Regions from separate parts of the Mus musculus genome. Here region 1 is linked to region 2. Evidence: chromatin loops called from intact Hi-C (ENCODE). Cell type or tissue: left cerebral cortex. All regions are shown on one strand. Links, peaks and the distances in the headings refer to the core of each region. The heading gives the core; the rest is flanking DNA. Region 1 has its middle 18 kb from the start of Batf. Region 2 has its middle 15 kb from the start of Flvcr2.

Region 1 (11,116 bases), core at 3,369-8,368, 61 kb before region 2:
CCAGCTCATTGCAGACCCGAAAGGGCCTGAGTAGTGGCGCTGAGAGCCCACGTTCTCACAGAGGAGCCGCATTTGGTTTTTGTTTAGGGTCCTGACTGCTGAAGTCCACCAAGCACACCTTTCCAAATGCTAAAGGCAGTGTTTCTCCTGAAGTAGGAGGAGGTTTCTGCTTTGGCCTTCCACTCCCAGACGTTTTTGTATCAAGCTAATTGCTCCATCTCTCTGTCCTTCATCTGCCGGGGGGGGGGGGGGGGGGGTTGTCATCATGCCTTCGGGATTTTTTTGTTTCTCTGTATAGCCCTGGCTGTACTGGAACTCACTCTGTAGATCAGGCTGGCCTCGAACTCAGAAATCTGCCTGCCTCTGCCTCCTGAGTGCTGGGATTAAAGGTGTGCACCACCACGCCCAGCATGCCTTCGGGATTTAACACACACACACACACACACACACACACACACACACACACTGTGCCACCCCCAGCCACTAGCAGGGGAGCCGAGTCGCTTTTCCTGTGGCCATGGCTCACAGACCTGTATTGTCCAACCCTGTGGGGGAATCAAGGCTGCAGTCCATCACGCTGCAGCCACAGTCAGAAATCAGAGAGGGGTGGGTGCTGTTCTCAGCTTTTCTTCTCTTTATTCAGCCCAGGACCCCAGCCCATAGAACTGTACCAACCAACCACCTCCGGGAACACAATCTAGATACTGCCGGAGAGGCTAATCTAATCTAGGGCCCAAAGCTTGTCTTGTAGGCAGATCTAGATCCTGTCCAATTGACAATATTAGCCATCTCAGAAGAGATAGCTTATCTTCATTTTGCAACCAAGAAAAGCAAGATTCAGGCAGGCTGAGTTTCCAAAGGCCGCACAGCAGCTGGACAGTAGAGTTTGATTCTGTTTCAGCTCCCAGCAGCCCCATCCTGATGGGGATGGCTCTTATTGATATATTTTAAATGAAAAAGATATTTTTATTCCCCACTCCTACTTGGTTGAAATGAGGGAGATTCCAGTTGCCGCCACAGATAGGCACCACGGAGGTGGCTTTATGCATCTCTCTTTTCATGTCTGCAGTGGTACATAGAGGCACTGTCATTTGGTAGATGGGTGATTTGGGAGGGGGAGTCCAGGCTCTTTCCATCATTGCTTCTGATACAGGCCAGGATTCCCCCTGGTACTTCTGAACTGTTCATGTGGCACTGACTTAAAACTTATTGTGTGGTCACACTTCCCTGGCAAGGAGCCTGGGAGATGAAGGCTTACACTGTGCAGCAGGCTGAGGCCCTGGGGCCTCAGACCAGGTTGCTTTCATGTCTCCTGCAATGGATGGTCTGGCACCCAAACTGACTCTCTAGGTGTGTACTGGGATAGCCCCCACCCTCTTCCTCCCTCTTACGGCAGACTTCTAATGTTTATGCTTGCATCTCTCCCAGGACACCAGGCTCCTGACTGTGGGTCCAAGCTGACTTCTCAGCCTATAAGGTTCCTTCTACAAGCAGGGCTCTGGCAACTGTGGCATGGATAAAGGTGGGCAAGCTGATGGGGGGTAGGGGGCGGAGGAAGCAGTTGATAGTGGTCTCCTAGGCTCCTCCGCCCCCACCACAGTGAGTTTCAGAATCGTGGGACAGCAGCTCTAGGAACAGGGCTAGAAAGCCCTTTGAGGTTGATTTGGAACTTCTGCTCGTTAAGAGTGGAACTGAGACCCTGTGTGTGGTCACAGGTCGTCAGTGCCTCTACACCTGGCCCCCCATGAGAGCCTCATGTAGTTGAATCCCCTCTAGTCTGTTCTGAGCCTATGTCCACTAGTGCCTAGGCTTGAACTCGTGGCCAAACCGATCACCATCGAGATACTAAAACAATGGATGGTATTTATTTGTTTAGAGTTTGTGTATTGTTCAACTCTCAACATCTTTGCAGTAGCTTACATAGGGATTGTGGTAAGAGAAAAAAAAATCTTCAGCAGAAATCCAGGCAAGTCACATGATGTCTCTGACACTCTGATAGACTCTGGGATTAACAAAATAACCAGGGTTTATTCTGGCCCAAGTCTTTACTGGAGACAGTTTTTAGTGTTTCTAAAACATTCTGTTTGTCCTTTCTCTGCCATTGTCATCAGTGAATCTGTCCTATGCTGAGATTAGGAGTGAGGCTGGGACTGAAACCAGCTTACACAGTCTCTCTTGGGGGTTCTGAGCACTCCTCAGGTCTCTGTACCTCACTAGGCTGCTCCCTTTTTCTGGCTACAAACCTGTTCTGGATACAGGGTGGTAACAAAATGGCTGTCCTTTTCCCTTGCCAATCCTAGCCTCACCCTCCTGCCTAGTGACCTTGGTAAAGCACTTCTGGATTCCGTTGGCACTACAAAAACTGTGGCTCCATTTGCTTGCCTGGGACTGGTGCTGTGCCTGGTGTAGGGTGGGGAGAGAGGCTTAGCTCCTGTAGGGCCCCTGTGGAGAGTAAGCCTCATGAAAGGTGAGTTGGGGGCAGGACGGACCACAGTTTTCCCCTAGCCTCTCCCCTTCGTGATAGTGTATGTTGACTATGAGGGCTCTTCAGGTCATCTTTGGGATGGAACAGGATCCTGGAGACAGGAAGGGCTGATTGGTGAGGGCCTGGGCTGAAGAAAACATAGGTCTGTGCCCTTGATGGGGCAGGAACCTGAAGGTGGAGAAGTCTGTAGGCCCAGGAGCAACGGGCCCTAGTAAGATCTGTATTCTAGAAGGGTCCTTATCCCACTGAGGTTAATTCTGTGCTGATTCATAAAAGAGAGAAGAAAACAAACTAAAATCTAGGGTTCTGAAGGAGTAGGCTTGCAGTGGGCTTTACGAAGAACAAAGGGCAACCTGAACCAGAAGAGGGGTTTCCCCCAAACTCTCCCTCCTCACCCTGTGCAGTTGGCAAAGAAGCTGAGAAAGTGAGGTGGGCCTGGAGGAGCAGGGGCACCGGTGGGACACTCTCCATGTCCCTCCGACAGTCACAAGCTTCCCAGTCTGTCACTGCGGAGGCTGCAGAGCCTGTCTCCACCTGGAAGACAGGAAATGGACAACAACAGGAAGTGGAAATCAATGTCGCCCTATGGTATCTTACCAGATACTAAATCCAGAGTATTTAACCACCAGATCATTTACCAGCGTGAAAACACACAATAGCAATCAGCCCAGTAAGTCATACCAGGACATCATCTCGGCTGTTGTCCTCGGCATTCTTCACCCCAGATACAGGCTGTACCCCGACTGTATTCACAGTATTAAGTTCATCTTTCTTGACATGGCACAATGTTGAGCAAGCCCAGCTTCCACTTACATAAAATGGAGTCCTCTACCACGCCCCACCTGCCCGGGGGCCGTGAGCCTCACACAAGACTCTGATTGTAACGTGCTTGAATGGGACCTGGGAGAAAAGATTCTCTATGAATGGTGGCTGACGTAACTTCTGGAAGCCGGTGTTTGATTTTTGAGGTCAGTTATGCAATATTGGAAATTTCCAATGATCTAAAAGCACATATGTAAATGTGTGCACATACACGATGATAAATGGAGCTGGAAAAGTCAGAAAGAAGCACCTTCTAAGTGTGCTCTACTCCCATCAGCAAGTGTGCCCTGTTCCACCACAACTAGGGGCCCGGCCCGGTTCACATCCTGAGGCCCTGCCCTTGAGGCACACACAGATGATAAGGATGTTGTATGCTGTCCTACTAATGATAGCAGTAACTATGGCTCACAACTACACCCAAAGTGTAGATTTATGGAATGTTCCACACCACATGCCCCCACAACAACGTCATGTTTAGAAAAGAAGACTAAAGCGCTGAAAATTTCAATAATTTGTCCAAAGTCACATGATTAACAAATGAAGGCACTGTGATTTGATTTGGTCTGTCTGACTCTAGATCGGCCGTTCTTCCTTGTAAGCAGGAGGCTGTGCTTTGAATGTGGTCTGTCTCTGAAATGTCTGTTGAAGTCCCATTGCCTTTGGCATAGTGTCGGAGGTGGGAGGTTTAAGAAGTAGTTGAGTCATTAAAATAATAATAAAGTTGCTAGGGTGGTGGCGCACACCTTCAATCCCAGCGCTCTGGGAGGCAGAGGCAGGCAGACTCCTGAGTTAGAGGCCAGCCTGGTCTACAGAGTGAGTTCCAGGACAGCCAGGGCTACACAGAGAAATCCTGACTTGAAAAACTGTTGAGGTTCGGTCTGTTGCTATGTATTGCAATGCTAAATTCTATACCCAAAGGTCTAGATCTACAAGGACTATCAGGTTCACAAGCTTTTGTTGTGCAAACCTTGTTCCTTAAAACAACAACAACAACAATAATAATAATCAAAGTGTCAATTACAAAAAGTTGGAAATGGGGCCATTCTCACAAGAACAAGAACGAGGTTTTGCTCTTGGTACTGAATTGGCTGTTACAAAACCCATCCGCTGTACAGTCCTGTCTCTTGGCATGCCTTTACCTGCCCATCCACCTTACCATCAGGTTACAAGACAGCGCAGGTCCTCCCTGGCAACAGGCATCTCATCTTGGACTCCCAGCCTCCAGAAATATGAGCTAAATAAACTTCTTTTCTTTATAAATCGCCCAGTGTTGGGTATACTGTTACAGCACCAGAAAGTGAGCCAAGACAAGGTGAAAATTCTTCTGACTTTTCCGTGCATTCACAGACATGGACCAGAGACAGTCCGACTCTCAGTGTCTTCTTTTAATACTGGTCCTGCAAGGAGTTTCAACATCCTTCTAATTGCTGACATTTGACCTCCGACGCCTTGAGATTTTTATCTGAGCATAGAAAGTAGCCGCTTCATTAGTATGTGGAGACCCAGGGAGGTGAGTTTGGAGCTTGGTAGTCTCTGCCTGGTTCTCAGAAGTTAAAAGAATTGGTTTGTCTGGGCTGGAGATAAGGCTCAGCTGACTAAGGCTGCTCTTCCAGAGAACCAGGGTTCTTCCATTCCTAGCACCCACATGACAGCTTACAACTCTCTGTAACACCAGTTCCAGGGGATCTGATGGTGACCTCTCTCTTCCATAAGTACCAGGTATGGAAATGGTGTTCACATACATGGATGAAAACACCCAGACACATATCCATTTCTCCTCCTCCTCCTCCTCCTCCTCCCCCCTCCTCTCCTCCTCCTCCCCCCCTCCTCCTCCCTCCCCTCCTCCTCCCCCCCTGCTCCTCCTCCTCTTCTTCCTCCTCCTCCTCTTCTTCTTCCTCCTCCTCCTCCCTCCCTCCCTCTCTCTCTCTCTCTCTCTCTCTCTCTCTCTCTCTCTCTCTCTCCTCCCCACCCCTCTCTCCTCTCTCTCTTGATCTCTTGAGATAGAGTCTCTCCACATAGTACCCACTGTCCTAGAACTCACCATCTGATATGTAGACCAGGCTGGCCTCAGACTCACAGAGATCTTTGCCTCTGCCTCTTGAGAGCTGGGATTAAAGGTGTAAACCATCATGACCGGCAGTTTATTTTATTTGTGTCCTATTTCAAGAGCTTTTTCTTCTTTCCCATGATCGTCCCCCTCACACTGTTTCTTTTCCTCCTCCCCTCTGTCTTTTAGTATAGAGATATTTGGAGCTCTTTGGGCCTCTTTGCCTGCAGGCAAATTTGGCAGATTTCCAGTCCCACAGCAGTCTGGAATTATCCCACTCTTGATGAGATTTGCTTCATTCCCAGTTTGCCGGTTACCCTAAACACTGGTAACAGAAACCATAGGCTTCAACCTTCCTGCATGGAGAATGGCTGCAGGATGCCAGTGAATATCTCAGAGGCAGCTGGGATATTCACTGTGCAGACTGACAGTCCTGCAGTGTGCAGAGCTGCTGGAGAGGAGACACCCCGGCCTTCGCAACCCCCGTGATTGTACCAGAAGCTGCCAGGTAACCCCAGAAACAGAGGCATATTGCCACCCAGGGATGAGGTCACTGGGGCATCTTAAGATATTACAGTTTATCAGTGGCCAAGTAGGACCAGGTCCCTGGCAACAACTCTCAGATTCTGGTTCTCCGAGCCAGCTCTTCCACATCCTGGGCTCCCCTAAAGCCAGTCTTGATGGAAAGTTCCACCAGGAATGTGTTCAGGCTTCGAGGGTTGGACAAAGAATAGGTGAGTCCAGGCCTTCCCCTTCCTCCCTCTTTGCCTCTCCCACGCAATATGTAAATATGTTTTGGACGTGTGGCTCTACATCTCCCTCCCCTTTCTTTCTGATGCCACCTTAGGCTCTTTGTGACACCCCCCCCCCCCAGCTGTTAGATTTTCGTCTTCTGTCCTTCAGATTTCTCAGTGCAGAATTGGTTCAGCAGGACTGCTGGGCACTTGGTGAGACCCCAAAAGCTGACTCCTTACTTTTAAGACTTTTTTTTTAAAGCATATGCCCTGGGGCTGGAGAGATGGCTCAGTGGTTAAGAGCACTGACTGTTCTTCTGAAGGTCCTGAGTTCAAATCCCAGCAACCACATGGTGGCTCACAACCACTCATAATGAGATCTGACACTCTCTTTTGGTGTGTCTAAAGACAGCTTACAGTGTACTTATTACATATAATAATACATAAATCTTTTTTTAAAGCTCTCTTTTAAAAAAAAGGCATGTAACCCCTAAATAAAAACTCTATTTCTTTTCTGCCTCTTTCTTTACTTCCTCCAGTGACACTTTTGAGAGCACGTGTTCTTGGGTCTCCCTTCACTGGAATAGGCCCCTGGCAGCCATGTGTGTAAGTAAGACCAAGAACTGAGTTGGACGGGGATGGAACCCTGGCTCAGGCTAGACCCACCAGAGTCTGTCTTCTAAGTTGAGATTGCCACTTTGAGACATTTCTTGGGAATCTCTGATGGTTTGAACTCAAATGATAGAAGCACGGGGTACTGAAGGGGGGAGAGCAAGCAAGCTTTCAGAGAAAGAGGGGACCTCCAGCTCTCCAGTCACACAAGGGCAGTCTGCTGCCCGGAACCCTTCTGTTCTGATGTTATCAAGTTTCTGCAGAAAGAGCTGGCTCAGCCCAGCCTCTGACTGAGCCTCCAGGGGGAAGTCCTTGGTTATGAATCGTGCTGGAAGACCCATAATGCAGTAGGGGGCAGAAACTTCCTTCTGTGTCTCAAAGGGAAACCAGAGAACAGGATGAAGGTCATAATTTAACCTCAGCTCCAGAGGGAATGGGACCCTGAAAAATGTTATTTATTTACTTATTTATTTACTTATTCTTTTTGGCAGAGGTTTGGGTTTTTTCTTTTAATTTAAGATTTATTTATTAATTATATGTAAGTACACTGTAGCTGTCTTCAGACACCAGAAGAGAGCGTCAGATCTCATTAGAGATGGTTGTGAGCCACCATGTGGTTGCTGGGATTTGAACTCACGACCTTCATAAGAGCAGTTGGTGCTCTTAACCACTGAGCCATCTCCCCAGCCCCCCAACCCCCCCGCCTTGGCAGAGGTTTTTAAATCAACAGCTTCCCAGCCAGCACTGGAATGAAAGTGAAGGAACCCCAGTGCTCCTTTCAACCCTGGGTGTTGCACTGGGTACTAGAGAACAGAGGCGAACAGGGCTGTCTGCTCATGGCTTGTGGGAGAGGGGAACAGGACAAGACAGAACAGGACAGGGCAAGATTTCACAGCAGAGTGGTGATCAAGCTGTGTTTCTTAGTTACTTCTCTACTGCTGGGATAAGATACTCAGACCAAGGCAGCTTACAAAAGAAAGCATTTAATCCGGGGCTCACTCTTCCAGAGGATTAGAGTCCATGACCATTTTGGCAGAGATTATGCCAGCAGCTAGGCAGGCATGGAGGTGGAGCAGTAACTGAGAGTTTACATCTGATCCACAAGCAGGAGGCAGAGAGAGAAAGAACTGGCAAGGGCTTTTGAAACCTCCTCTAACAAGGCCACACCCCCTGATCCTTCCCAAACACTTCTACCAACTTCAGACCAAACATTCAAATATATGAATCTATGGGGGCCGTTCTCATCCTTATGAGCACGCAGTGATAAAGGAATGCACACAGAGAGATAGGTGGTCTTTCCAGGGCAGCCAGCCAGCTGCTTCAGAATGCTTCTGGCAGAGATGGCAACTGAGCTGGGGATGTTAAGAATAAGAGTTGCTAGGCCATCGGGAAAGGGGGCCAATCCAGACGACCCATCCTGAAGAGAAGAGCCAAGTTGAGGAGGAGGAGGAGGAGGACGCTGCAGCTGGAGCATGCAGTCTGACCAGGAAAAGAGTTATTAGTCACCACTAACAACAAATCCAGGGAGTCAGGCTGTCTGACAAACCTGTGATCTCTACTCCTTTGCTGCTAATACACCCATCTATTACATTCTTTGGTGTGGAGGTAGCACTGTGTGTGTGTGCGTGTGCGTGTGCGTGTGCGTGTGTGATCAATCAGCTTCTGCTCTAAGCACATTGAAAATAATTCTAGCCGGGCAGTGGTGGCGTACACCTTTAATCCCAGCACTTGGGAGGCAGAGGCAGGTGGATTTCTGAGTTCGAGGCCAGCCTGGTCTACAAAGTGAGTTCCGGGACAGCCAGGGCTATACAGAGAAACCCTGTCTCGAAAAACCAAAAACCGAAAAAGAAAAAGAAAAAGACAAAGAAAAAGACAAAGAAAAAGAAGATAATTCTCCCTCCCTCCCTCCCTTCCTCTCCTCTTTTCCTTCATTTCCTTTCCTCCTTTCTTTGTTTTTGTTTGCTTGTTTTAGGGTGAGTTCACACTGCTTTCAACAGTCTTAATGCTTCTTTTCTTTGCATATTGGGTCATATTGCCCGACACTCCAACGCCCAGGCGTATTTTCATCTGTCTGGAGCCCGTCCTCCAGGAGCTTTTTGAGAAAGGGATGGGGATGTCAGTTTATTTTTCCGAGTGTCTCCTGCTTGTTTTAAGCTTCACCGTACTCTGGCTATATAGAATTTTACCTACAAGGTGATGCATCTTTCTTCTTCAGAATTGTGGAGGCTTTATTTCATTGTCTCCTGCCAGTGTTAATACAAAGCTCAATGCCCATGTGTGCCCCCCACCTTGATAAGTTACCAGCTATTTCTCTCCAGAAGTTTTTTTTTGATTTTCTCCCTCAGATCTCATTATAAGTGGTTGTGAGCCACCATGTGGTTTCTGGGATTTGAACTCAGGACCTTTTGGAAGAGCAGTCAGTGCTCTTACCCGCTGAGCCATCTCTCCAGCCTGCCTATTTCTTTAAATTTGGGAAAATATCTTTAGTTAGTCTAATATATCTTTCTATGTTTATGGACTTTATAAAAGTTGCTTTAAATTCTTAAATTACATTTATTTGTATGTGCACATGTGCATGACATGGTATGTGTGTTGCGGGTCACAGGACAACTCACAGGAGGAGGTTGTCTCTGTCCACACTGTGGGTCTCAGGTATCTAACTGATGTCAGACTCAGTGTCTACCCACTGAGCCATCTCCACGGCTTCCTGATTTTTATGTGGTTTTGCTTTGCTTTGCTTTGCTTTGCTTTGCTTTGCTTTGCTTTGCTTTGCTTTGCTTTGCTTTGCTTCCAAAAACTCCTACTAATCAAATGCTCCTCCCAGGTGAGCACTTTTATACTTTTTCTTCCAATTCTTCAAAATTACTTCTCATTTCAGTCACCCATTCACTTCCTTTCTCGGATCTTACACAGTTTTTCCCGTCTTGACTGCCGTATCTTAAGGACTTCTGAGAAGACTAATTTAAACAGTGAGTTAGCTCTGTTTTTCTCCTGGGTCAGTAGTCAATTGATTTGTTGTATCCCGGTCTTTTGTGCAGTGATTTCCTTAGGGCACGCACCTCCTAACCCTTGGCTGTACACCAGTTATCCTTAGTAAAAGGAATGGTCAGTATAGGCTCAGGACACGCAAGACCACGTTCTCAGCACAAAGGCGATTTATTTGCCCCAGAGAGACAGAGGGCAGGGGATGAGAGACAAAGACAAGAGGCAGGGGATGAGAGAGAAGGAGAAAGGAGCAAGGGAGAGGAGCAAGGGATACTTGTCCACAAGGGAGACTGCCTCTGGATAAAGAGGAGACAGATGTGGCCCATAGGCAAATGGTGGTTTAGAAAGCTAAAAGGGGAAATCCCTTCCTAGGATGAGGTGTTTAATTTTAATTGGGTATGTTAATTAGGTGGGGCAAAGGGGGCTTTTGATTGCTGGTCTTCAATACGTTAATAGCTGGACCTTGGTGGTAAGTGTCAGGAGGAGGAAGTGGCCAAATACAGAAATAGACCTTGGGAACTGGCTTTAGGAATAGACTCTAATGAGCTTTTGCCAGGGCCATGTTTGCCATGCTCGGGCTGGCTTGAGTCCCTTCACTTAGGAGTGAAGGACTGGGTTGATACAGGCAAGATGTCAAGGGTTTCTGGGGTACGCATGTTTCATTGAGGTTTTGTTAAGGTATTGTTTGGAAGTTTTGTTTATTTGGTTTGGTTTGGCTTGGGTTTGTTTGTTTGGTTGGTTGGTTTTGAGACAGGGTCTTTCTATGTAGCCCTGGCTGTTTAGGAACTTGCTATATAGACTAGCTGGCCTCAAACTTACAAAGATCCACTTGCCTTCAACTCCAGAGTGCTGAGATTAAAGATGTTCACTACCAAGTCTAGCTTAAGGTATTATCAATATGAATTTTTGTACACTTGAGAGTAATATCTCTAGGAGAGGGGCAGAGTACAAGTAAGGTCACATGCACACTCACACGTGCACATACACTCACACACACACACATGCGCGCACATTCTAACACCCATAGAGGAACTGCAATCTTTCCTAAGAAAACTGTCGAATCTTTTCTGCCCACATTCTCTAGTTTTACTGGAAGGGTTAAGCTCGCTGCCATTCTGGAGATCTGTACAGGATGTGTGGGCAGCTCCGTCAGACCAGCACTGTAGCTCAGTAGTTCTCAACCTTCCTAATGTGACCCAGTGCAGTTCCTCATGCGGTGGTGAACCCAACCACAGAATTATTTCATTGCTACTTCATAACTGTAATTTGGCCACTGTCAAAACAACAACAATAACAAATTTGGCCACCGTCATGAATTGTAATGTAAATATCTGATATGCAGGATATGTGATATGTGACACCCCCCCCCAATGGGGTCGTAACCCACAGGTTGAGAACCGCTAGTCTAACGGACATTTAATGTAAGTCACA
Region 2 (11,116 bases), core at 2,159-7,158:
ACACACACACACACACACACACACACACACACACACCCGCCACCAGGATCTGTAAGTAGTTAGTGATTGGTTGGGGGAGCACTTTCTTTAGTGATGTAGCCACTGGTAAGATGCCCATGTTGCTGTAAATAACCCTCCACCCACACTCCTGTAAGTAACCAAATTCATTAGGTCACCTTGACCTGGCCATATCCACCAGAAATGGTGAGAGTCATGAAGTCCCCAGCACAGCTTCTTGACACAGTCCCAGCAAAGATAAGCCAACCGCTGTCCTTCCCGCTGTCCTTCTGTCTCTAACTTTTGGGTTTTGGTCTCTGTCTGTTGAAGTCCTGGGGGCTTTCTGCGTTATGATTCATTTTATGTCTTTTCCTGAAAAAGTTATGTCTGGGTCTTTTTTAGGAAAATCCTAGAATTAACTTTATCTGGCTCTATTTGGAAGTCTGCCTTATGCCCTGGAGATAAGCACAGATAAGCACATAGCTAGATGAGGCCATTACTCCAGGAATCTTCTTGGGGTGTCTGCCCCTGAGCAAACTCTAACAGTATAATTGGTGGAGAGTAAACAGAGACAATAACAAACTCTGACTGGCCAGGAGAATAGGTTACAGACTAAGGTCTCTTTTAATTATAGCTTAGAGCTCTTTGTAAATGTAGTGTAAAGATAGGGGGTCATAGAGGGTACACTCCCGGGAAAAAGAACTCAGTAAATAAGAGAGATTGACTAAAATAAACCTTTCCTACTTTATAGCAAGGATGATGAAACATATAGTAAAAGAAGTTAGGCGTTGGTATTTGTTACTCCTAAAAAGACCAATTCAGATATTTTCTGTTTGTCTGGAGTGCTTTCAAACTGCAAACACTGCCAACCTCCAAGCAGGCTGTCATATAATAAATGTGTTTGATTTGGAGGAGACATTCTTTAGATTCTTTAAATTGAAGTTATAGGGCTGATAATAAAAATAATAATACCTGGGCTGGAGAGATGGCTCAGCGGTGAAGAGCACTGACTACTTTTCCGGAGGTCCTGAGTTCAAATCCCAGCAACCACATGGTGGCTCACAAGCACCCGTTATGAGATCTGATGCCCCCTTCTGGTGTGTCTGAAGTCAGCTACAGTGTACTTATATGTATAATAAATAAATCTTTAAAAATAATAATAATACCTGGTTCTGTTTGTATTTTCTAATTGTGACTGAACTTGTAACCTTGGACATGTAACAAAAAAAATCAACCATAATCTATATTTCTTAGATAACCATTAGTCTGTCCTTGTTCTGTGAAACCTATATAAAGAAGCACCTGACTGCTAGTCAGTCAGAGCTGTCAGATTCCCCAGAACACCATCGCCTGACTCACTCCTCCCGCCCCTCCTCTTATCTCCTCTTCGGGCTGCCCCGTCATCAAGGACCCTCCACTGGGGAAGGCCCTCAGGCAGTCACCAAAGACCTACAGAGTAGAAAGGGACTGCCTCAAAAAGAGGAAGGTGACCAGTGACAGGAGAGGGACAAAAGATAGTACTGGTGGGTAATTATGATCAAACTATATTATGCATATAAGGCTATCTTAATGAACCCCATTATGTATAATGAATTTGCTAATAAACTTTTAAAAAAGAATTGCCTCCTTCTAGGCAAAGGACGGATAATCAAGAGGGCTTGATTTATCTGATTAAGGTGCAATCATGTGATGCAGGCTGAGCCAATGAGAACATCTCCTGGGAATTTGACTCTTCAAGAGAAAGCTCTCAGAGAAGGAAGGGTGAGGCCAGTTCACCACCACAGGAGGAGCCCTGACCAGGGAACTCGTGTAGCTGTCCAGGTTCCTGCTACCTTCTGTACCTTCCCTTGTATCTGTGAGCTAAACATATTGTTCCAGCAAAGTCATAAACCAAAAGACAGGGCTGGAGACATGGCTCAGCAGTTAAGAGCACTGACTGCTCTTCCAGAGGTCCTGAGTTCAATTCCCAGCAACCACATGGTGGCTCCCAACCATCTGTAATGAGATCTGACGCCCTCTTCTGGTGTGTCTGAAGACAGTACAGTGTACCCACATACATGAACTAAATAAATAAACAAATCTTTAAAACAAACCAAAGATAGTGGCTATATATGGGTTTCCCATAGAGGGACACTGGGTCCTGACACTCAGGGCTCCCTGAGTGAGCTCTGGGATGCCTATGCCCTACTAGAAGCCAGGCATTCTGCTAACCATGCACCAGTCCCCAGAGCAGCTAGCCGACCTGGACAACCACTACTGCTTCTAGCAGGAACCATGACAACAAGCTGAGCTCAGCCTCTAGCTTCAGGCGCATTGGTCCGTCCTACACCAAATACAGCTGCTTGCCTTTAAATAATGGCTGGGGATTTGAAACCCCAGAGCTTTACAACTGAAGGTTTGGTCTCCAGGATGACGTTATTGGAATATAGTGGAAGCTTTACTCTTCAAGGCGTTTGGTTTCAGACCAGAGACATGGGACAGAGGTACACATTTTACATACCAAAGCAGACTGTGTCTCCAGATTCTCCCAGCATCCCGCAGTTCCTACCTGGCAAACCCTGCCTTGAACTTTCCAACACTGCCCCTACCCCTCCCCAGGCTCTTCCCTTCCAACGTTTTGCTCTCTCTCTCTCTCTCTCTCTCTCTCTCTCTCTCTCTCTCTCTCTGTGTGTGTGTGTGTGTGTGTGTGTGTGTGTGTGTGTGTGTGTGTGTTCCTGTGCATCCTCCCATATCCCTCACCATGGCGACTCCCCTGGCCTCAATCCTTGGAGCCAGTGAATTTGCCCGAGAGCAGCTTCTCAATAAACCCACTTTAATATAATATAATCTGACTTGAATTGGCTCATTTCCCTGGCAGCGGACAAATAACATATCACAGATGATTCTCAGCTGCCGCTGTCTACTTTTAACCTTTTTGAAGCCCTGGCAAAAGAAAGAAAAGATGGTGTGGTGTTCTCTGTGCCGAACCGCCAAATACTGCAGTGCCAAGTGTGAGAAAAAAAAAGCTTGGCCGGATCACAAGTGGGAATGCCAATGTCTTAAAAACTGCAACCCAGATATCCCATGGGTTCCGTGGCTCTTTTAGGCAGGGTTATCGTCAAGTTTACCCCTCAAAGTCAGAAAGACTTTACTCATTTTATAATCTGGAGTTCAATATTAATAAACTCAATGAAGATAAGAAAGAGGGCCTGAGGTGACTTGCAATGACATTTCAACATTTTGAGAGAGTAGGAAAAAAAGAGATGAAAATGTCTGGATTTTACAGGGAAGAGATTGGGGGGGGGGGGGGACACGACAGCCAAAGCCCAGACCCTGGGCTAGAAAGTTCAAGGTTGGGGGCAGGGTATGCCAGGTAGAGACTGAGGGATTCTGGGAGAATCTGGAGGCCAGGTCTGCTTTGGTATGTAAGATCCACACTTGGGTCTCTTGTCCTTGATCCGAAACCAAATACAAGGGTCAAGAGGAGCTCCTTAGGTCGTTGAAGGTGCACCCTTGCAGAAGATTCTGGGACTCTGCTGTTCTTCACCGGCCTAGTCCCTCTGTCCCTCTGTCCCTCTTCCCTCCTCTGTATTAGTGACTTTTCTATTGCTGTTATGAGACATAATGACCAAGTCAGCCTGTAGAGGGAAGGGACTTACAGTTTCAGAGTGATGGCAATCCTGCCCTCTCTCTCCCTACCTCAAAATGCTTTCATATGCTTGTTTGAAGTGAGCATTGGGGTGAGTGTGAAGGACAAAATAATAAAAATAACTGCAATGGGGGAGGGATGTGAATGTGCTCCGAGGGTTGGCAGAGACTGCCGGTGGCATCCTTTTTGGCCCTATTTTTCTTTTCGTGATGTTTTCAGGAACTGTTGTAACCCTCATCTTAGATACAGAAACAGCCTCAAAAGACGCTACCTGGTTTGCCCGTGTTAATTAAGTGCGAACACAGGACTCAGGCTGGCCTGCGCTGACCCCAAAGCTGGGATCTTCGGGCCAGGCTTGAAACGCTAAGGAAGGTTCTCTAGCTCCACATTGTACACAGAACCACGGGGACAGCACCTAGGTAGTGCTGCCACCTAGCGATAAGATGGAGAACTGCACGTGCCAATTTTTGGTCCCTGTTTCACGCTGAGCTGACCATTGAAGTTCCGGCCAATGGTCATACCTTCCTTGCTCTGCCAGGAGTGGGGTGCACAGTTGTGATCTCTGGATGTAAGCTTCCACCTCTCTGGGCACCCCCAAAGCTCACTATAAAGGGAGTCATAAATGATTGACAGGAAGCTCTCAACAGTTTGGGGGTTCCACCTGGCCTCCACATATCACCTTGAAGACATTTGATGTGAGGGTCAAAGTTCATCCCATACCTCCTCTATGGCAAGTCCTCTAATTTCTGTACTGTCGTGTTCGGCTCTAGTCATCAAGCAACCAGCTAGCTCTCTGGTCACAGAGCAGAGAAAACCCCTGTGCCCAGTGTCTCTGCTCTGCCAGGCTGCCCTGCCCCGTGCCCCACTTCTTCTGTCCGTTGGATTCACCAGCTGAGGCCCGTTTGTGTCAGCACAGTCATTCAGACACAATGACTCAAGTCGGTGGGGGAGGGGGAGCTGTGTCAGCACAGGGTGTTTGACCTTTATGGCAGTGAGGAGTCACCTCAATCTGAAATGTGTGGCTGCCTAGTGATTTCAGTCTCAACTGAAATGCGGACATGAGTGTGATCAATGGGCAGGTGAACAGAAGCACTTCCCCGCTTTCACTCCCTGCACATAGCTCCTTCTGGATCTTCTCTCTTTGTCCAGGTCCGTGACACCTGAACCGTGAAAGAGGAGTTCTCAGAAAATTGGGTACTACCAGAAGATCCAGCAATTCCTCTCCTGGGCATATACCCAGAAGATGTTCCAACTGGTAATAAGGACACATGCTCCACTATGTTCGTAGCAGCCTTATTTATAATAGCCAGAAGCTGGAAAGAACACAGATGTCCCTCAACAGAGGAATGGATAAAGAAAGTATGGTACTTATACAATGTAGTACTACTCAGCTATTAAAAACAATGAATTTATGAAATTCTTAGGCAAATGGATGTATCTGGAGGATATCATCCTGAGTGAGGTAACCCAATCACAAAAGAAGTCACTTGATATGCACTCACTGATAAGTGGATATTAGCCCAGAAACTTAGAATACCCAAGATATAATTTGCAAAACACAAGAAAATCAAGAAGAAGGAAGACCAACGTGTGGGTACTTCATTCCTCCTTAGAATAGGGAACAAAGAAGGAGTTAGAGAGACAAAGTTTGGAGCTGAGATGAAAGGATGGACTATCCAGAGACTGCCCCACCCAGGGATCCATCCTATAATCAGTCACCAAACGCAGACACTATTGTATATGCCAGCAAGATTTTGCTGAAAGGACCCTGATATAGCTGTCTCTTGTGAGGCTATGCCAGTGCCTGGCAACTACAGAAGTGGATGCTCACAGTCATCTATTGGATGGAACACAGGGCCCCCAATGGAGGAGCTAGAAAAAGTACCCAAGGAGCTGAAGGGATCTGCAGCCCTATATGGAACAACAATATGAACTAACCAGTACCCCCCAGAGCTCATGTCTCTAGCTGCATATGTAGCAGAAGATGGCCTAGTCAGCCATCATTGGGAAGAGAGGCCCCTTGGTCTTGCAAACTTTATATGCCCTAGTACAGGGAAACACCAGGGCCAAGAAGTGGTAGTGGGCAGGTAGGGGAACAGGGCAGGGAGAGGGTATAGGGGACTTTCAAGATAGCATTTGAAATGTAAATGAAGAAAATACCTAATAAAAAATTGAAAGAAAAAAAAAAAAAAAAGAAAGAAAGCCAGTGTTCTTTTCCCCTTCAGACACGGGCCTCAGTGACCAAGCCCGCTCAGTCAGTCAACAGGTTCTCCAGCATGGGAGTGAGGATTAAAAAGAAAAAAGACACACAACATTGTAGGGTAACCCCAGTCAATTCTGAGACTGAAGGCAAATTTTTATTTTCCAACCCACTTTTTTTTGGGGGGGGTGGTTGAGACAGGGTTTCTCTGTATAGTCTTGGCTGTCCTGGAACTCACTTTGTAGACCAGGCTGGCCTCAAACTCAGAAATCCGCCTGTCTCTGCCTCCCAAGTACTGGGATTGAAGGCGTGCGCCACCACCGCCCGGCTCCAACCCACTTTTTAATACCACTTTAATTACATGCAAGTATTTTGGGCAAGCTAAATCCTGTGATTACTCCTGATAGTTGTTACAAAGGGCTTATCATAATGACCGAAATATTTGAGCCCACTTTCTCCTCCAAGCCCAAAAATCTTGCCTGAGTCCTAGTTCCACCCTAAGACTAAAATTCCTGCCTTATCCTACTTTCCTATCACAGCCTAAAGTTAGATTCCTGCCTGAGCTTACTTCCCTGTCCTAGGACAATGTCAGATTCCTGTCTGAAGCCCACTTCTTTGCCCTTAGCCAATGTCAGACTCCTGCCAAGTGGTACCCCAAAAGACTTTCCACACCTCAGCACTATGTGGTGAATAGAAGGAGGATAAAGGGTCTTAATCCTCTTTAGAATAGCAACCCTCTCAGTAAATGTGAGCCTCATTCTGGCCAAAATCAACCCAGTGGCTTCTTGGTCTAGTCCTCAAAATTTGCCTCTAACATACACAATTCCTATTGTAAAACCCATCTTGGCTAGTTTTACATCAACTTGACTCAAGCTATAGTCATCCAAGAGGAAGAAACCTCAGTTAGAAAAACGCCTACAAGCAGGCAAGCCTGTAGGGTATTTTCTTAATTATTGATGGAAGGAGGAGGGCCTAGTCCATGGTGTGTCATGCCATCCTGAGGCAGGTGGTCCTGGGTTAGCTCCTGCCTCCAGGATCAGCCCTGCTTGCACTCCTGCCCTGATTTCCCTCATGATGAACAGTGTTGTGCAAGTGTAAGCCAAACAAACTCCACATTCGTTGCTTTTGGTCTGTATGTGTTATCACAACAACAGTAACCCTAATTAGGACAGAAATTGGTACCAGGATCATGGGGCATGACTATGACAGGCATGACCGTGTTGTTTTTGGAAGAACTGTGGAAAGACTTTGGAGCTTTGGGTGGAAAAGACACACAAAAAACCCCCCAGAAAACAGGATTGTTCAAAACTTGGTGAGTGGTTCTGTGGGAACCTGGAGGAGAGGAGTTGAGAGAAATGCAGGTGATGGTGGCCTGCCTTATAAAAGCTTGGAAGGAAGCTTGAGAATTAAAGCTTTTACAGGCCTGCTGCATACCAAGACAAGCTTTCTCCATGTAGCCATGGCTGTCCTGGAACTGGCTTTGCTGACCAGATTGGCCTCAAACTCACAGAGATCCCTCTGCCTCTGCCTCTCTGCGCCTCTGCCTCTCTGCCTGTGCCTCTGCCTCTCTGCGCCTCTGCCTCTCTGCCTGTGCCTCTGCCTCTCTGTGCCTCTGCCTCTGCCTCTGCCTCCTCTGCCTCTGCCTCTCTGCCTCTGCCTCTGCCTCTGCCTCTGCCTCTGCCTCTGCCTCTGCCTCTGCCTCTGCCTCTGCCTCTGCCTCCTCTGCCTCCTCTGCCTCTGCCTCCTCTGCCTCTGCCTCTGCCTCTGCCTCTGCCTCTGCCTCTGCCTCTGCCTCTGCCTCTGCCTCTGCCTCTGCCTCTGCCTCCTCTGCCTCTGCCTCTCTGCCTCTGCCTCTGCCTCTGCCTCTGCCTCTGCCTCTGCCTCTGCCTCTGCCTCTGCCTCTGCCTCTGCCTCTGCCTCTGCCTCTGCCTCTGCCTCTCCCTCTGCCTCTCCCTCTGCCTCTGCCTCTGCCTCTGCCTCTGCCTCTGCCTCTGCCTCTGCCTCTGCCTCTGCCTCTGCCTCCCGAGAGTGCTGGGATTAAAGACATGTGCCACTCCCACACCCCCACCAGCTGCATATTTGCTATTTTGAATTAAGACTCTGTGCTAGTCAGCTGGATCCAAATTGTCAACTAATTACAAGAGACCAGCACCATCGAAATAAAACTGAGACAATTGATGTTGGTTAACTGGAGCCATGAAACTAGCAGAGAGATGGTTCAGAGGTTAAGGGCACTGACTGCTCTTCCAGAGGTCCTGAGTTCAGTTCCCAGCACCCATATCGTGGCTCACAACCATCTTCTGATGTGTTTGAGGACAGCTATTGCTACATCCACTTCAGTAGTGACAAGCGCGACAGGCCCCCAAAACCTGGGCACTGTCCCAAGGTGAAAAGTTCACAGAAACTTAGTCTCCTGGAACCATAGCATCCTGTAGAATGAATGCTCCAGTGTCCTTGCTTTAGTTGGTAATGGGATCTGTGTGCTTTCCCTTAATATTGCTTTATTATAAGTGCTCCTAAGGACTGATGTTTTTGACATATAGCTAAATTAGATTCTAGGCAGTCCTTAATCCGACCCTGGGCATGGATAGCTAAATTACTGCCCTACACAGGAATTTACCATTATCTGGGAAGAAGGAAGTTTGTGATCTAAGGAGGAACCAGAGTAGATACTTAGAACTATAGATAGCTGAGTTACACCCGTATTTACTATGGCCCAAGGAGGAGGTGGACTATACAATAGACTAGAATAGGAACTATGGCAAGGGCATGAAGCCCTTGCCCCTGACTTCTAAGATTAAGCTGACCTTAGGTGGAGCTGCTTTTGATTCCCAGTTGTTAACACTGAATTTTATCTCAGCTGGTTCCTGCCAGTCCTTCATGTTTGCATTCCTCTGTTTTATGTAACCTCATTGTACCTTGTCATTGTGTCACCTAACTTCCCTATTTTCTTCTGTGTAAAAAGTTTGATGCTTGATTAGACAAATGATTTGACAAATTACATTCAGATCCAGCACACTCCCTTGTGTCCAGTCTATTTGTCACCCCAATTTCTGCCGACTCTATGCCCATCTGCCGGAACCCCTGATTCCCACAGACTGAGGGGGGCTGACTGGGCCGAGTCCATGGCAAGCTATAGTGTACTCATATATGTAAAATAAATTAAAAAACAAACAGAATAGGTCAGTACTACTAAAGCGGAATCTTCTGGAAATGAGTGTCCTGAAAGTCAGCACACAGGAGCTGTGTTCCAGAGGTCGCCAAGGTTTTGCCTTGAGTAGACAGCCAAATTTGGTAGTGTAAGAGTCACCCGGGTGGTACTGGTTTTAAAGACGTGAGGGGGTCATGGAGAGCAGCTGAGGCTTGGCACTGTGAGAGGCCAGGAAAGGCCACTGGTGAAGGTGGTTAAAGGACTCATGCAGAGACGTTGAGGCTTGGCACCATGAAGGTCCAGGAGAGGCTACTGGTGAAAGTGCATTAGTCCAGTTGCAGAAGTCCCGGTATTTTGGAGATGCCGGTGCCATGGAATGACCACCAAGGACAGCATCAGTGGTGGAGTGGAGCCAGCTGGAGCCTAGAAGACAAGCTGTGCGTGCTGCAGAGGGCAGGGCCAGAGAAGTAACCCAAACCCTTCGGAGGAGTTAGAAGACTGTAGGTGAATCCTGGATATTGGACACGAGTTATTTACGCTGTTGGTGTTTGGTTTTGCTTTGTTCAGGCTGTGATCGTGCCCTGGTAAGAAAGCATTTGATTTGTTTTTTATTTTACAGGAGCCCAAAGCCAAGAGACTTTAAACTTTTAACAAAGATATTTGTTAAAGGCAGGGTATGGAGGCACCCAGGAAGCAGAGGCAGGTGGATCTCTGTGATTTCAGGACCAATCTGATCTACAAAGCCAGTTCCAGGACAGATAAGCTTATACAGAAATCCTGTCCTGAAAAACCAAAGAAGGAATAATAATAATAATAATAATAATAATAATAATATACTTTGAGGTTTTACAGAGGATTTGGATTTAAAAGAGACTGGGTTTTTTGTTTTTGTTTTTTTTTTTTCTTTGTGTAGCCCTGGCTGTCTTAGAACTTGCTGTGTAGACTAGGCTGGCCTTGAACTCACAAAGATCCTCCTGCCTCTGCCTCTCAAATATGAGGATTAAAGGAATGTGCCATCACTGTCCCGGAGACTGGATATTTTAAAAGAGACAATGACATTTAAAGTGTTTGAATTTTTAAGGCTGTGGAATTTTTTAAGATTGTAAAATGTTTTATATTGCCGGGTGGTGGTGGCTCACGCCTTTAATCCCAGCACTCGGGAGTCAGAGGCGGGCAGATTTCTGAGTTCGAGGCCAGCCTGGTCTACAAAGTGAGTTCCAGGACAGCCAGGGCTATACAGAGAAACCCTGTCTCGAAAAACCAAAAAACAAAAAAAAAGTCTTATATTTTGATGTCTTTATTAATATGTGACCTTGGGAATGAATAGCTACTGGATTCTTGGGACTTCATTGGTAGGCAGTCTTTGTCAGACTAGCAGAACCACACTCTATAAGCCACTCTAATAATTCCCCTTTCTCTATAGATAGATAGGTAGATAAATAGATAGATTCATTCTATCAGTTCTGTTCTTCTAGAGAACCCCGACTAATACAACTACATATTATTGGTTGCCATAGTGACAAAATAAACATGGTGTTGATATTAACAACAGACACCCAATGATGTGCCCCATTGTAGATTTTTTTTAATACTTGAAATATGTAAATCAGCCATCTAAACCAGTGATTTCTTACACTTGGGGGTCACTAGATTGCTCTAAAGATTTTTTTTTTTTTTTACAAACTACAGACCCCTTACTTCCTTTATAAAATATGTAGGAACTCATCAAATTTGGCAATAGGATTCCAGACCCGCAAAGCATTCATGGGCCCCAAGGTCCCTCTGTCAACAGAGCAGGACCCCGGGACACACAGCACTGGAATGAAATTCCATTGGAAGCTTTGTGGCCAGCACAGTAGGGTGAACCAGGCTGCAGAGGAAGCCACTTGACAGGAAGTAGGATCTATGGCTTGGGGCCAAGTCAGTTTGTCAGCACAAGCCATCAGTGCTGAGCATGGAGGGACATGGAGGGAGGGCTGGTGATACATGGAACAGGAGCCCAAGAACATGTTCCCATGTGCATGAGTGCACACACACACACACACACACATTCAGAGACACAACAAGCACACTAAAAGATTGTCTTTACTAAAAACAGTCTCTTACACCTGATGCCTAAAACCCTATTCTTTTTTTTTTT

The links. A loop is a pair of places that touch in the nucleus more often than their neighbours do. Peaks named below come from ENCODE experiments on the same cell type or tissue, not always from the same donor. Only the 100,000 strongest peaks of a DNase experiment are listed, where the experiment ranks them.
Region 1: it touches region 2 in a loop (2.3-fold over the local background); 7 of 42 quality-filtered maps call a loop at or near these places.

Annotation. Positions count from the first base shown.
Region 1 is chr12:85,663,284-85,674,399 of GRCm38, forward strand. No RefSeq gene overlaps it. Among named protein-coding and RNA genes, the nearest start is that of Batf, 18 kb to the right of the region's middle. In left cerebral cortex, for the core only: no CTCF peak of the experiment used is centred there; a DNase peak (open chromatin) is centred at 5,604.
Region 2 is chr12:85,725,528-85,736,643 of GRCm38, forward strand. No RefSeq gene overlaps it. Among named protein-coding and RNA genes, the nearest start is that of Flvcr2, 15 kb to the right of the region's middle. In left cerebral cortex, for the core only: a CTCF peak has its summit at 4,078 (motif pointing left); DNase peaks (open chromatin) are centred at 4,051 and 4,529.